Linked DNA regions of Homo sapiens: region 1 is linked to region 2. The links are chromatin contacts, found by Hi-C in ENCODE. All regions are on one chromosome and are shown on one strand. Each heading gives the region's core, a stretch centred on a gene start or an enhancer-like site at or near the end of the contact. The rest is flanking DNA. Distances are from core to core; before and after follow the strand shown.

Region 1 (7,203 bases), core at 376-2,875, 1.8 Mb after region 2:
TCTGCTTTAGTCTTCAATAAATCCAGATACCTACACTCACACTATGAAATAAATTTTCACAGCCTTTTTGGAGGAATTCTCTTAATGGGAACCGCAGGCGTTTCTCCTTCACACCCAGGGCTTTCCCAAGTTCCCGTCCTTGTTTGTAACGTATGCCCTCCCACCCACCTCCACCCTTGACACACAAGTCTGTCTCTTCCTTGTTATAGGACCAAACACACACCGAGGTTCCAAATAGGGTCTTTCCCAAGCCCACATCCACAGATCCGGCTGTCATCAAACAGGTGTTCCCCGCCTCTTGGTTTCTTTAGCAACAACTCCAGCTTTCTTAAAGAGCGCCCCACCCACCACCTTAGCCCCCAAGAGTTGCCAAATCCTGTCCCATCTAGCCCCATCAAAACCCCCAAGGGCAAGGTTCTATTACAAGGGTCTCCCACCTCGCCCCGCTTAGGGTGCCCAATTCTCTGGCGAGAAAAGCCCCAGCCAGGATTCCCTTCCTAGGCCCAAACAGAGGCCCGACACTCCGAAAACCCCTGAGCACCACGGACAGATGTCCCCAACACCGCCAGACGTCCCCAACACCGCCAGCGCCCACCCTGGCTCACCGTGCGGATCTGCCTCCGCAGAAGGTAAATGAAGAAGCTCCAGAGCTTGGCGGCGAAGGCCACGAACGTGCGCAGCCCCAGCAGACACTGCGTCCGCATCATCCCGATGACCCCGGCACCGCCGGCCCCGGGGCCCCCGCGGCCCAGCTCCGCCAGCCCCCCGGGGGCAGCCCCCCGCCGCCGGGAGGGGGAACGGGGGCCCCGAGTGGCAGGAGAGGCTGCAGAGAGGGGCACGGAGCGGGCGGCTCAGAAAGCCACCCCTGGCGAGGGTAAAGCCCAGCGGAACGGGGAGCTGGGGGACAGGCGTGGGCAGCCCGCGGGGGCCCACATGGGCTGGGAGTGGCACCGACGGCTTCGGGGAGGTTGCGGGCCGAGACAGGTAGGGCTAGGATGGGGTCCTCCGAGACCTGGAGGGAAGGGGAAGGATAATTGGGGGAGGGGGCAGTGGGGGAGGGGGCTAGGGAAAAGGGAGGAAGGGAAAAGGGAAGGGGAGGGGGGGAAAGCAGAGAGTGGCCCGCTGCGCAGGCGCGCTAGGGGGCTGCTCGCAGGAACGGGGAGGGCGGGGGCAGCGGCGCGCAAAGGGCCGCGGCAGCGGAGAACGGGCCTGCAGAGCGAAGGAGCAGGGAAGGAGGGGGAGGGGGAGCCGGAGGGCGCAGAGCGCTGGGCCGGAGCGGCCTCCCCCTCCCCGAGCTCGGGGGTCCTTTAGCCGCTGGGGACCGGGGCTGCAGCCTCTGCAGCTGGGTTTCCCACTCTGACAGGCGCCATTTTACCGTCCAAAGGACTCCCTCTTCCTGTCTTTCCCCCTCCTCTTCCCCTTTGACACTACTTCCGGTGGTGACGTGTATTCGCTTCACCGGGACTAAGTTCCTCCTGCGCGGTCTATGGCGGGTAGGTATAAGGAAAGCCAAAAGCACTCCAAGCGAGGCTGCAGTATTGCGCACGCGCAGAAGGTGGCCGCGGGGCGGGGCCTGAGGCGAAGCAGGCCCCGCCTCAAACTGCGTGGGCGGGGAGAGTGACGTCACTTGGCCCGCGCTTAGGGCCCTCGCGGGGGGCTTGTGGGTCCTCCTCCCCCTCCCACTGACAACTGCCCCAACTGCTCTTCCCGCCCCGGTCACAGTGAAAATGTAGACGGGGTCGTTGTCCGTACGACTGTGCGCCAGGGCTCGGGGAGGGGCGCCCTCCGCGTGAGCGCCCCCCTGGGAATATTGAACATAATCACCTCTCATTCCAGACTATGTTAGGTCTTAATGGTGGGAGGACGCCCGAGTGCTCGGCCCGTTTCACCCCGAGGAGGAAGGACACTGGGTCATGACGCCATCAGAGGGCGCCAGAGCAGGGACCGGACGCGAGTTGGAGATGTTGGACTCGCTGTTGGCCTTGGGCGGCCTGGTGCTGCTTCGGGGTGAGAGCCAGAGGCACGGTGGCGGGGCGGGGGGTGCGGTTCGGGCCTGGCTGAGGGGACGGAAGTGGGCAGGAAGGGCCAGGGGTCACAGGCTAGGTGTGGAAATCGCGACGGGTTCGCGAAGGCGGTAATCCCAGCGCTCTCATACCCTTTATCCGTCCCTCGCTCTGCAGATTCCGTGGAGTGGGAGGGGCGCAGTCTCTTGAAGGCGCTTGTCAAGAAATCTGCACTGTGGTGAGTATCCCACAGTGTCTCCCCGGCCTACCCTGGATAGGGCACCTGTGCCCACTCTTTGACAATCCCTTCTCATCTCTGCCTTAGTGGGGAGCAAGTGCATATCCTGGGCTGTGAAGTGAGCGAGGAAGAGTTTCGTGAAGGTTTTGACTCTGATATCAACAATCGGTAAGTACCAGTTGGAAGAGATTTGATTAAATTTGAGACCTATAATGCTAAGGAAATTTCTTTACAACAAGCGCAGAACCTGGTATGTAGTAGCAGTTCCTTAAATATTCATTGAAGAATTGGATATGGATCTTTCAGGAGGCAAGAATTAATAAGAGGAGTGATGAGTATTTGGGGAGTCCAAAGCAAAGATCATAGAAGTCGAGAGAGAAATAGCCTGGAAATAGGGAGAACATGTGGGAAGGGTATTGCAGTAATCCGTTAATCCGGCTTCACTCTTTAAGGTACATATGTACCGAGCACCAACTATCAACCAGGTGCTGTGCAAGATACTGGAGACGGCAGTGAGTGAGACCTGTTCCTGACCTAATGAATTTTAGGGAATAATGGTAGGAAGTGATAGAGGCCTGGTTTAAGGCAGTGGCAGTAGAGATGGAAAGTTTAGAACACATGTAAAGGACTTTAGTGGGTAGAATTTCCAGGATTTATTGACTAATATGGGGGAGAAGAAAGTATTGAGATAAGGAAGTTCCTAAACCCAGCGGCATGCCTGATCAGGAGACATTAAGAACCATTAGTAGGATGCTTTCTACTTCCTAGTCCCGGCAACTCAGTGGATGATAATAGTAGTTTACATCTTATCTGTTGAGCCTCCAATTTTGCATCAGCCATTGTTGTGATAGAGGCGGTGGTGTATGTTCAGATGGCATTCCATGGCTGGGCGCGGTGGCTCACGCCTGTAATCCCAGCACTTTGGGAGGCTGAGGCGGGTGGATCACCTGAGGTCTGGAGTTCGAGACCAGCCTGACCAACATGGAGAAACCCCATCTCTACTAAAAATACAAAAAATTACCTGGGCATGGTGGCACATGCCTGTAATTCCAGCTACTCAGGAGGCTGAGGCAGGAGAATCGCTTGAACCCAGGAGGCAGAGGTTGCAGTGAGCGGAGATCACGCCATTGCACTCCAGCCTGGGCAACGAGCGAAACTCTGTCTCAAAAAAAAAAAAAAAAGCGGGCACTCCACAAGAGAAGATAGAAAAGAGATATCTGGGAAAAAAAGTTCTGCTACCTATGCCAGTCTCCCTTTCCTGAGCTGTTTTTTCTGTAGTTGTTACTTCTTGACTTAATTCTTGACTTTCTTTAAGCTGTTCTACAGGCAGGACCAAATCTCACGTCCTCTGCTTTCTCTTTTTTCACCCAGGGTGATAATCTTTAGGTGCCACACACAGGAAATATTTGATAATGGTGATAACTAACATTTATCAGGCATATACTATGTGTCAAGCACTGTGCTGAATGCTTAGAGGTTGGCATCTCATTTCACCAATGAGGCAACTCTTAGAAATAATGTATCAGTTAGCTGACCTTGGGCAAGTAGCAAAGCCAAGCTTGGAGATCAGGCTGTCAGACACCAAAGTCTGTGCTCTCAATCACTGTATGCTCTCTCTCAGTAATTATCTTTCACTAATATTTAGGATATTCATAAAAATTGAGAAAACAGCCATAAAGATCAGAGGATGAACTTTGTGATCCTCTCGGGGGAAGGGGCAATATTATATTGTGTCTTATTTTCCCTTTGCAGGCTGGTTTACCATGACTTCTTCAGAGACCCTCTCAACTGGTCAAAAACTGAGGAGGCCTTTCCTGGGGGGCCGCTGGGAGCCTTGAGAGCCATGTGCAAGAGGACAGATCCTGTTCCTGTCACCATTGCTCTCGATTCACTCAGCTGGCTGCTACTTCGCCTTCCCTGCACCACACTCTGCCAGGTCCTGCATGCTGTGAGCCATCAGGACTCTTGTCCTGGTGAGACCCCTCCTTCATTGTTTCCCCTCATACATCTCCCTCTGCCAAGGAGTGTGCCCCTTTTCCTTTCTACCCTAGAATAAACATCTGGGTTCTCCAGTCAGACCTTTTTTCATTTTTTTGACTTTTTTGTCTGTTTTTTTTTTTTTTTACTTCTCCTTAATGCCATCTACCATTTGCTTTTTTTTCTCCAAGTTATTTTTTTACTCATTTGTTTCACTCATTCATTCATTTAACAAATCAATAGTAAATATATACAATGTGTCAGGTACAATTCTAGATAATGGCAAAATACAGACTGACTGTAGCTGGGTCCTTGCCTTCCAGGAGCTCGAAGTCCCATAAAAGATGGAGATAAGTAAACAGGCAGTTACAAGATGGTCTGATAAAGGCCATGATGATACAGGCATGCACAGGGCACCTTAAAGAAGGGCACTCTTGGCCGGGCGCGGTGGCTCACTCCTGTAATCCTAGCACTTTGGGAGGCCGAGGTGGGTAGATCACAAGGTCAGGAGATCGAGACCATCCTGGCTAACATGGTGAAACCCCGTCTCTACTAAAAATACAAAAAAAAATTAGCCGGGCTTGGTGGCGGGCACCTCTAGTCCCAGCTACCCGGGAGGCTGAGGCAGGAGAATGGCGTGAACCCGGGAGGTGGAGCTTGCAGTGAGCTGAGATGGGCCACTGCACTCCAGCCTGGGCGACAGAGCAAGACTCCATCTCAAAAAAAAAAAAAGGCACTCTCTTGAAGAGCAAGAGGTCATCCAGGCAAATTTGGCCGGGCAGGGGCACTGAGACTAGCCTTGAAGTGCACTGTGGGTACTCGAATGGACTTAGGAGTCAGACGCCCAGCTTTGTATTAAGGTGCTTGATCTCTCATTGCTTCACTTTCCCCTGTATATGGGGGAAGGTACAAGGGAAGTATTAGGATGAACCACTATATTGCCATTTCTTAGGTTAAAAGTTGTTAAATATTGTCTGGGCGCAGTGGCTCATGCCTGTAATCCCAGCACTTGGGGAGGCCAAGGCGGGCGGATCACCTGGAGTTGGAGACCAGCCTGGCCAACATGGTGAAACCCTGTCTCTACTAAAAATACAAAAAATTAGCTGGGTGTGGTGGTGCACGCCTGTAATCCCAGCTACTCGGGAGGCTGAGGCAGGAGAATCACTTGAACCCAGGAGGCAGAGGTTGCAGTGAGCTGAGATCACGCCACCGTACTGCAGCCTGGGTGACAGAGAAAGACGTCATCTCAAAAAAATAAAAACAGTCCGGGCGCAGAGGCTCATGCCTGTAATCCCAGCATTTTGGGAGGCCAAGACAGGTAGATCACGAGGTCAGGAGTTCAAGACCAGCCTGGCCAAGATGCTGAAACCCCGTCTCTACCAAATACAAAAATTAGCCAGGCGTGGTGGCACGCGCCTGTAGTCCCAGCTACTCAGGAGACTGAGGCAGTATTGTTGAGCCCGTAGCAGGGGTTGCAGTAAGCCAAGATTGCGCCACTGCACTCTAGCCTGGGCGACAGAGCAAGACTCCATCTCGAAAAAGAAAAGAAAAAAAAATTGTTAAATGTCAGTGATTTCATACAGTTTGACCTAAAAACGCTGACCTTTGTAAGGATTCAAACATTGTGTTAAAGCGTTTAGCATAGTACCTGACACTCTCTAAATGCTCCCAAAAAGGGAGGCAGAGAATTGAAGGCACTGACTGAGATCTTGGGAAGTTCCAGAAACTACAAGTACTTCCGTGTGTAAGAGATGAGGCTGGAAAGTAAGTGGACACCACCTGCTGGAAGCGTTCGTTCCATCCTGAAGGCAGGAGCTGCTGAAGAATAGAAGTTAGAGCGGTGCCTTGATCAGCTTTACATTGGGATGATAGAGGAGATTAAGGTGTGGGCTGGAGGAGGCTCAGAGCACGGTAGTGAGATTGGCCAAGGGACGTCAGGATTTTGGCAGCACTGTGATGGAATTGTGAGGCTCTCTCTTCTTCACTGTTAGCTCCCAGGCCACCAACCTGAATGCTCCCTACTATCCTACATTTCTTGTCCTCCTCTAGGTGACAGCTCCTCAGTGGGGAAAGTGAGTGTGCTGGGCTTGCTACATGAAGAGCTTCATGGACCAGGCCCTGTGGGAGCTCTCAGCAGCCTTGCTCAGACTGAGGTGACCCTGGGCGGTACCATGGGCCAGGCCTCGGCCCACATCCTGTGTCGGAGGCCCCGACAGCGCCCAACTGACCAGGTCAGAAGAACCAACAGAGAAGGACTGGAAACGGGGGACAGAGAAAGGGGTGGCACGATGGGAAGAACAATGAAAATGCTGATGTTTCAAGGAGACTTTAAAAACAAACTTTTTTAGAGATGGGGTTTCACTGTGTTGGTCAGGGTGGTCTCAAACTTCTGGGCTCAAGTGATCCTTCCACCTCAGCCTCCCAAAGTGCTAGGATTACAGACGTGAGCCACTGTGCCCAGCCCTCAGTGAGACCTTTTTTTAAAAAAAGCTGATTTAGGTATTTCTCTGTTTTCTATCACTCACTTCATTTAATCCTCTCAGCTATGGTTAAGGTAGATTGTTTTATTATCACCATTTTTCAGGCTGGAAAGCCAGTCCAGGGAGGGTTTTATTCCCTTGGAGTTTTTTTTTTTTTTTTTATTGGACAAGGTCTCACTGTTGCCCAGGCTGGAGTGCTGTGGTGCAATCATAACTTACGGCAGCTTTGACCTCCCATGTTCAAGTGATCCTCCTGCCTCAGCCTCTGGTGTAGCTGGAGGTGGGAGCACAGGCATGTAGCACCACATCCAGCCAGCTTTTTAGTTTTTTATACAGATGAGATCTCACCCTGTTGCCCAGGCTGGTCTTGAATAACTAGGCTCAAGCCATCCTCTGGCCTTGGTCTCCCAAAGTGCTGGGATTACAGGTGTGATCCACTGCACCCGGCCCAAGGAGGTTTAAATTTAAGTCACTTACCAAGGTTATAAAGTGTAAGTGGGGCCCA
Region 2 (6,844 bases), core at 109-2,608:
TCTCCACACATATAAACATTCCAAGCTTGTGATAAGCCCCCTCACCCTAACACCAATATATACTCTTAGTCTGTAAGAGAAAGGGCTCCTGACCGAAATCGGCCAGGAGCGCCTCTCAGGTTTTAACTAAAGAAAAGCTGTCTTTAACTGCCAGCCGCGTTTCGTGTTTCTTTCCTTTTTCTTTAACTCTTACAAATAGCTCACATCCAAATCCAGTGGGCATCACATCCAAGTCCAGTATAACCGGACTTGACTGCTGCATCTGCTCACTCTCTATTCCTTTGACTAGCAGCACTCATGGGTCTCCTTCCTCTCTTTGGCTGCTCATCCTTTCCGTCCTTCAGTATCTCCTCTAACACGTTGGGGATCATAAGCCCCATGAAATCAGTCCCTGCCCCACAACTCTGCCTCTTTTCATGCACCAGAAACTACACCTTCCCTTTCGACCGGAATGTGTTCAGGTTCCCATCTCTCAAACGGGCTTTCCCCCCTGCCTAGAATGCCCTCCCTCCCACACGACCTCCCCAGCCGCCTCCTCACAAACCGGGTCAGATCCACTCTTCTAAGATCCGCAAGCCCCCGGTACGTTTCTCTACCCTTTTACGCGGAAGGTGAGTCTTTGCCTACACACGTTGGTCACTCTCACCGGGCTGTCCAGCGCCTCCAGGGCAGGGCTGCCGGACTCTTCTTCGAGGCCCCTCTCCAGGTCTGGCCCAGAAAAGGTATTCAGGTTTGTTGAAGCCACGAACGAAAGGGATTGAGAGGCATGTAAGAAAAACTGCTCTAGCTAAGCCACGGACGAAGTGCAAGGAAGAGCCCGCCGGCGCGGCCACTCACCGATGAGGACCGCGTTGTCCAGGTTTCGGAGCTGGGCCAACAGTTGCCCCCGCGCTTGGAAGATGGGCAGACTCCGGCGCTGCAGCTCCACAGCTTCAGGGTAGGGACTGGCCGAGGGCTGGGCCAGGGGCGGCTGCTGCCTCCGGCCTCCTCCTCCTCCTCTGCCGCCGCTGCCCGCAGTCAGCAGCATCACCACTTGCCTCCCGGGAGGGAAGGACCCAGCGCGGCTCGGAGGTCCAGAGCCTGGCCGGAATCTCTTGGCCGGCGGGAAGCCCGCCTCCTCCGGCATGTCGGGAGGGCACCGCGGCGGGAGGCGCAAGCGCCGAGAGCTCCTGCCCCCTCTCAGGTGCAGACAACAGGAGCACACCGCCCCTTCCTCGCCGCCACGTGCTGGCGGCTCCCGGCGACCACCGATGACCTCACGGCCGCCCCAGTCTTTAGAAAAAGGGACTGCATCTCCCAGCATGCCTTGGGGGCTTGGGAAGGCTTTCACTTCCTGGGGGTGGGAAAAGCAGGGCCTGAGGTACAACCAGGAAAAGGCCCGGAGCTACAACCGGGAAACACAGGATGTAAGGTTCCGTGGGACTGTAGTCTTGGTTAACGAGGTTTTTCTCATTGTTTTATTTTTTTTTTTTGAGATGGAGTTTCGCTCTTGTTGCCCAGGCTGGAGTGCAATGGCGCGATCTCGGCTCACACTGCAACCTCCGCCTCCTGGGTTCAAGCGATTCTCCTGCCTCAGCCTCCCAAGTAGCTGGGGTTACAGGCGTGCGCCACCGGGGCCCGTCTAATTTTGTATTTTTAGTAGAGACAGGGTTTCTCCATGTTGGTCAGGCTGGTCTTGAACTCCCGACCTCAGGTGATCCGCCTGCCTCGGCCTCCCAAAGTGCTGGGATTATAGGCGTGAGCCACCGCGCCCCGCCCATTGTTTTGTTCTAGTAGCATTACTTCTTTTCAGTAAACCCGCGTTTTCCCCTTCTCTGTCCAAATAACAGTCACTCTTCAAGGAAAGTACTTAATTCTGTAAAATCAATGAGAAGCGCAAACGTGCATTGTCTAATCCTCTAAACAACTTATAAGTTATGTGGTATATACTGGTTATTAGATTATCTCTAATTTACAGATTAAGAAATTGAGTCATCTTAGTCATTCAGATGTCCCCAAATCATAATTTTGTGATCATCTTGTGTTACAGAAAGGAAAACCAATTCTGATATACATGAATTTAACTCAGAAAATGACTCCTCCAACGGATGTGGTCGCCTCCAGTAATACAAGCAGAGAAAGGAGGGAGTTCAATGAAATTAAAATTGTCTTTTATCTTTCCTTTCCCCCAACCATTCCAGCCAGACTCTCAAGTTCTCTACATGGCTGTGCAACCCCATCACAGACACTTCAGTGAAGATTCAGAACTGCAGCAGAAAAAAGTAGGATTATAACTAGTTCTTCCTTACCCTCCTAAAAGTTCTTAGATGATTTGCTAATTTACCACGGAGAATGCCAAGTAGCTGTTTGCTCTTACAGGAAATGTGATTTCCAGAGAATACACCGTAAGCTTCAGCTCATGTGAAGGGTATCTTCTGAAGCTCGTTTCCATGAAACTCGCCCTGTTAAATATCTCCCTTCCCGTGATTCGTGAGAGAGCTAGTCTAAAAACAAAAAACCTCCCCTTTGCTCCAGGTCGGAGATAATTTTCCTCTAGTTGCTGACAGTTTGGTGACCAGGCATTACTGAAAATGTGCACGTTGAACCAGCAGCAGATTTGTGTTTAAGAATAAACTGACAAATTTTCACTTCCTACCCTGAAATATTTAGAAAGGCAACCCAAAACTACAAGGGATAATAAATGTTAACTCTCAAATTATGGACTTTGAGTAAAGACATCCCAGTCCTTTTTCCCAGTGTGCTTTCCAGAGTAACTTAAGGTAGGAGTCCGATGTTCCAAATGATTACAATAATTTAGGTAATGTAAATGGGTGGACTTATTTCTTGATGGAGCACATTCCACCTCTACATGCAGCCCCTAATCATTTCTAGGCAATGGCTGTCATGTAGACCTATTATTGCCAGATCTTCCAATTTTCTCAAGAAAAGCCAAAAGTGAAGATTTTTATCTGTCAATGTTAAATACAGGTTTAAACTTAAAAAAAAAAAAAGTACTGTCAAAACAAAGCACATAGGTAGGTAACAAATCTGTAGGTAACTCATCCATAATCTCTGGCCTAATGATCCAGCTATTCTATAGCCTCAAAGCTAAGAGGACCAAAGAGTGGAAAAATTAAGTCCTATATATGCATCAAGCCATGCTGCTCACATTTCTCCCATTGGTAGACTGAAATCTGCTGTTTCTCCTGAAGAAGTCTCTTGGGGTTCACCAGCTTTCATATGTAGATACTGACAAGCTAATAACTATTCAGAGAATATCCTGGTTCTTCCTTCAAACGACGAAGTGTCAGACACATTTCATTTTTAACTTGTCTGGGATGGTCTGTGGACTTAACTGGTCTGATCACGACCATAACAGCTGGTGGTCACCTTTGCTTTTCCGACCACCAAATTACTGCCCTTGATCATGTTCAGTTTCCCTCTATCCCACTTTCAGAGACAACCACAAGCTTCAGCAACTAGGCTCAAGCTTGCATGCATACACTTTAATCCCTCTATAATTAAAAATACCAGATAATACTTTGCTGATCAATAAACAAAGGTATTTATTCAGCACCCATGTGCCAAGCACTGTGCTAGGCACTGTGGTGGATACAAAAATTAAGACATGGTCCCTGCCCTTAAGGAGCTTACATTCTCATGAGGGAGACAAGACTAATATACATGTACCAGCTAGGAACAGTACAAGACAATATATAATTTGGCGTTAAGAATGTCATACAGACTTGAAGCTTTATAGGGATTCAGAGACAGACAATAAAATAGGCCTTAGAGTCAAGATTTTTTGAGGAATCAGGAACAAGGCCAGGCCTTGAAGAACTGAAGAGACTTAAGTTGAGGTCCCTGTTAGGTAGAAGTGGGAGTAAAGTTAAGAAAAAAACAAGTATGCATATAATGTAGGGGCTTACTAAGAAGTCACTGTGGATTTCTGAGCAGAGGAGTGACTTGATCATACAAGATTCAACAATTTTATTGCAAACTCATAAAATATGTTTAAGTAGCCTGGAGACATCCTACAGAACACAGAAAATAATGGCAGGATCATGACTAACAACATAGCTGGAACTCACCTGTCAAAGAAAAACAGCTACAACATAAAACACTGGCAGGATAGATGACAATAGTTCTAGGAAGCCCATTACTCAACATGGCAATAGCTCCAATGCTTCCTTATTTTCAGAGGCCCCAGAGACTGAGGGTTTCATTATCCAGACCCAGGACTTAGGTGTTCTGCTTCTAGAGACTACACAAGAGGTATGAAAGATATGAGGACATACAAGAGTGACACAGAAAAAACAAGAGGAAGAGAGAAACAAATAGAAATCCATACTGGAAAAAAACGCACCGAAATGTATATAAAATGTATCTCCTAAGGAGATGCAATTTGTATGTCCATTTATTTTTAAATGAACGTATACCGTATTTCCATAACAAACAAAAAACACTATGCTTTAGTCAAGTGTGCTTTTCAGTATCACTAGAAGAATCCAGGAATCCCTCAAATTATGTGTAAGGTTAGTTGGTTGGTCTCAAAATTCCATGTATCAAATCTCACTTTCAGTTTATTTGCATTGTGAAAGGGAAGTGTGTTCTGGAAGAACTAAGATTGAGAGGTAAATTGGGGAGAAAGTAAGGACTTTTCCTTATGTCCATTCAAGCACAGGTATCCTGTCAAGCAACACAGGGCTAGGAATGGTGGTTGTAGGGCTGGCCAAACTGATGAGAGGTGATTGAAATTACCACTGCTCAGGACACAGTGTAGTCAGTCACACAGCAGGGCATCCTGCCACTGGGAACTTGCACCCTATAAAATCGGAGAAATCAAAAACCCTGTAACTGCCTGCCTTTAGGCTGTATATTCAAAATGTATTTCCTGTTTTACCTAGTCATTAATGTATACAGATATTCCCTACTTAAATGAACAGTGAGTTAACAGATTTTAGGATTAGTATTTTACCACAAAAATGCCATTCATTGCATAACTCCAACTCAGGGAGAACAAATAAAACTAGAGAAACTCATTTCTAGCCCAAAAACAATTTAAAAAAAAAAAACAAAAAACAAAATTCTAACAAACGTCACTGATAAAGCGTTCTTGAGCAAAAACAAGATAGGATAAAACTTAAGAATCCCATAAGGATTATACATGCTAAGATTGGCTTTTAAACTTTGAAAACCTTTTTTAAACTGCTTAAAAAGCAGTCCCATAGACCCAGGTTCCATAAAATTGCAACAATCATATTCAAAGTTATTAGCAACATGTAAAATACTTAAATACCATTAGTTATGCAATTCCATTTAAAGACATTAAAACACTTTTCACTTCAAAAACAATCTGAAAATTCCTATTTAGGATGTCCATTATGTTTAAGCCTATGTCTATCTTTCTGAGGACAATGTCACATTCTGGAAAGCTACCCCTTAACAAAGGTTGAATGAACTACTACTAACAATCCACTTTTGGGAAAGGGACCTGTGCCTACATGCCGTTAATGAAAGCTGTTTGGAATCATCTCTTTCCTAGGGGTGCTCTTTCGACTCTTCCAGGTTCTGGAAGTTACTTAAGCAGTGTGAATGCAAACCTGCTGAGACTCAGGGAAGACTTAATATTTAGGGGAAGTATTTATTGAACCACAGCATTAAGTGTCTACTTCTGTGGACCCTGTCTAATTTCTACCTGATTGGGAAGGTAATCCAGGTACTTGGCTCTGAAAAGGTTCTTGAATTTTCACGAAGCAAATGACTAATGTTAACTAGCCAAAGACCCTGGAAGAACATATGCCTAGCTAACTGGTATCTGTTCGTCTGGCTCCAAAGTCAACATTCTAACTTGGTTTCCAAATCTAATGAAAATCTGAGACCCTGTCTCTATTTTTTTTTTTTAATTAAAAAAACAAAAAACAAAACAAAACAAAAAAGGCAAAAAAAAAAAAAATGGCTGGGCATGGTGGCTCATGCCTGTCATCCTAGCACTTTGGGAGGCTGAGGTGGGAGGATTGCTTGAGTCCAGGAGTTCAAGACCAGCCTGGGCAACACAGTGAGACCCCATCTGTATTTAAAAAAAAATTTTTAATTAAAACTTTTTTAAAAATAAAAGAAAAAAAAAGTCTAATGAAAATCTTCCTAGTTTTACAAAAATGTGGCCCTTACCAATCTTTCCCTGGATACTTCTTAATGGAGAAATGTAAGTAAAGCAAATAAGATGCCACATTAGCTTACAGCTGACTTTCCTATAGCTGAATTCCTACTGCTACAAGAACCATCCTCCCTCCTTTTTTTTCATGTTGTCTGACAAAGTTTGGCAAAACCCAGATGCAAAACAACCTATCCAGATGACAGAAATAAATCATCTTCCTGCTGAATCTTGCATTCTGAGTTAGTAAGATGTACACAACCACAGCATGACAGCCACGTATTTCCAATCCTGAAATGAAATCCAGTTAAAAGTTGTGAAGACACAGGAAGAACAGCTGTGTAAACTGTTCTGAGCTCAGATCTACGCAGGAGGGCTACAATACATTATCAGAATTTAAAAGATCACACACAAAAGCTTTAATACAGTGAGAGAAAAATGGAATTCCGTTTTATTTTGTCCTCTCTGAAACTTCCATTTACACCATGGCCTCATCTATCAAGAAGAGGAAGAAAAGGCTCTGCCTTATACCATAAAAATCAAGTACTCATGTACTTGTTAGAGGTGGCAGGATATTTGTTTCTCCAGTTTTTTGGCTCTAAGAAATTACACTTTCAGTACCAGTGTAGTGAGGAACCACTGGCAAACTGTTGGAAATGTCTTCTGGATTAGTCAGTGTACCATTTCATAAAGTGCTTCTGGAGTTAAAAT

The links. A loop is a pair of places that touch in the nucleus more often than their neighbours do. Pooled maps may share reads with other maps.
Region 1: a loop to region 2 is called in a pooled map, with 18 times the contacts of the local background. The contact joins the promoter of ELP5 here to the promoter of DHX33-DT in region 2. A Hi-C loop is called at or near these places in 2 of 37 single-sample maps with no recorded cell type and 5 of 50 pooled maps.

What each region holds. Positions count from the first base shown.
Region 1 is chr17:7,250,590-7,257,792 of GRCh38, forward strand. It overlaps ELP5 (elongator acetyltransferase complex subunit 5), which reads left to right and starts at 1,626. Exons shown (of 8, transcript NM_203414.3): 1 at 1,626-2,007; 2 at 2,181-2,241; 3 at 2,329-2,409; 4 at 3,994-4,214; 5 at 6,268-6,449. The coding sequence starts at 1,962. CTDNEP1 (CTD nuclear envelope phosphatase 1) reads right to left here and starts at 1,145. Exons shown (of 8, transcript NM_001143775.2): 1 at 606-1,145. The coding sequence starts at 707. RefSeq lists enhancers at 748-1,335, 1,336-1,924, 1,793-2,012 and silencers at 873-992, 1,063-1,272, 2,043-2,282.
Region 2 is chr17:5,467,734-5,474,577 of GRCh38, forward strand. DHX33-DT (DHX33 divergent transcript) reads left to right here and starts at 1,359. Exons shown (of 3, transcript NR_135644.1): 1 at 1,359-1,406; 2 at 2,181-2,261; 3 at 2,359-2,627. DHX33 (DEAH-box helicase 33) reads right to left here and starts at 1,249. Exons shown (of 12, transcript NM_020162.4): 1 at 838-1,249. The coding sequence starts at 1,126. It overlaps DERL2 (derlin 2), which reads right to left. Exons shown (of 7, transcript NM_016041.5): 7 at 3,521-6,844. RefSeq lists enhancers at 301-883, 673-892, 1,273-1,342.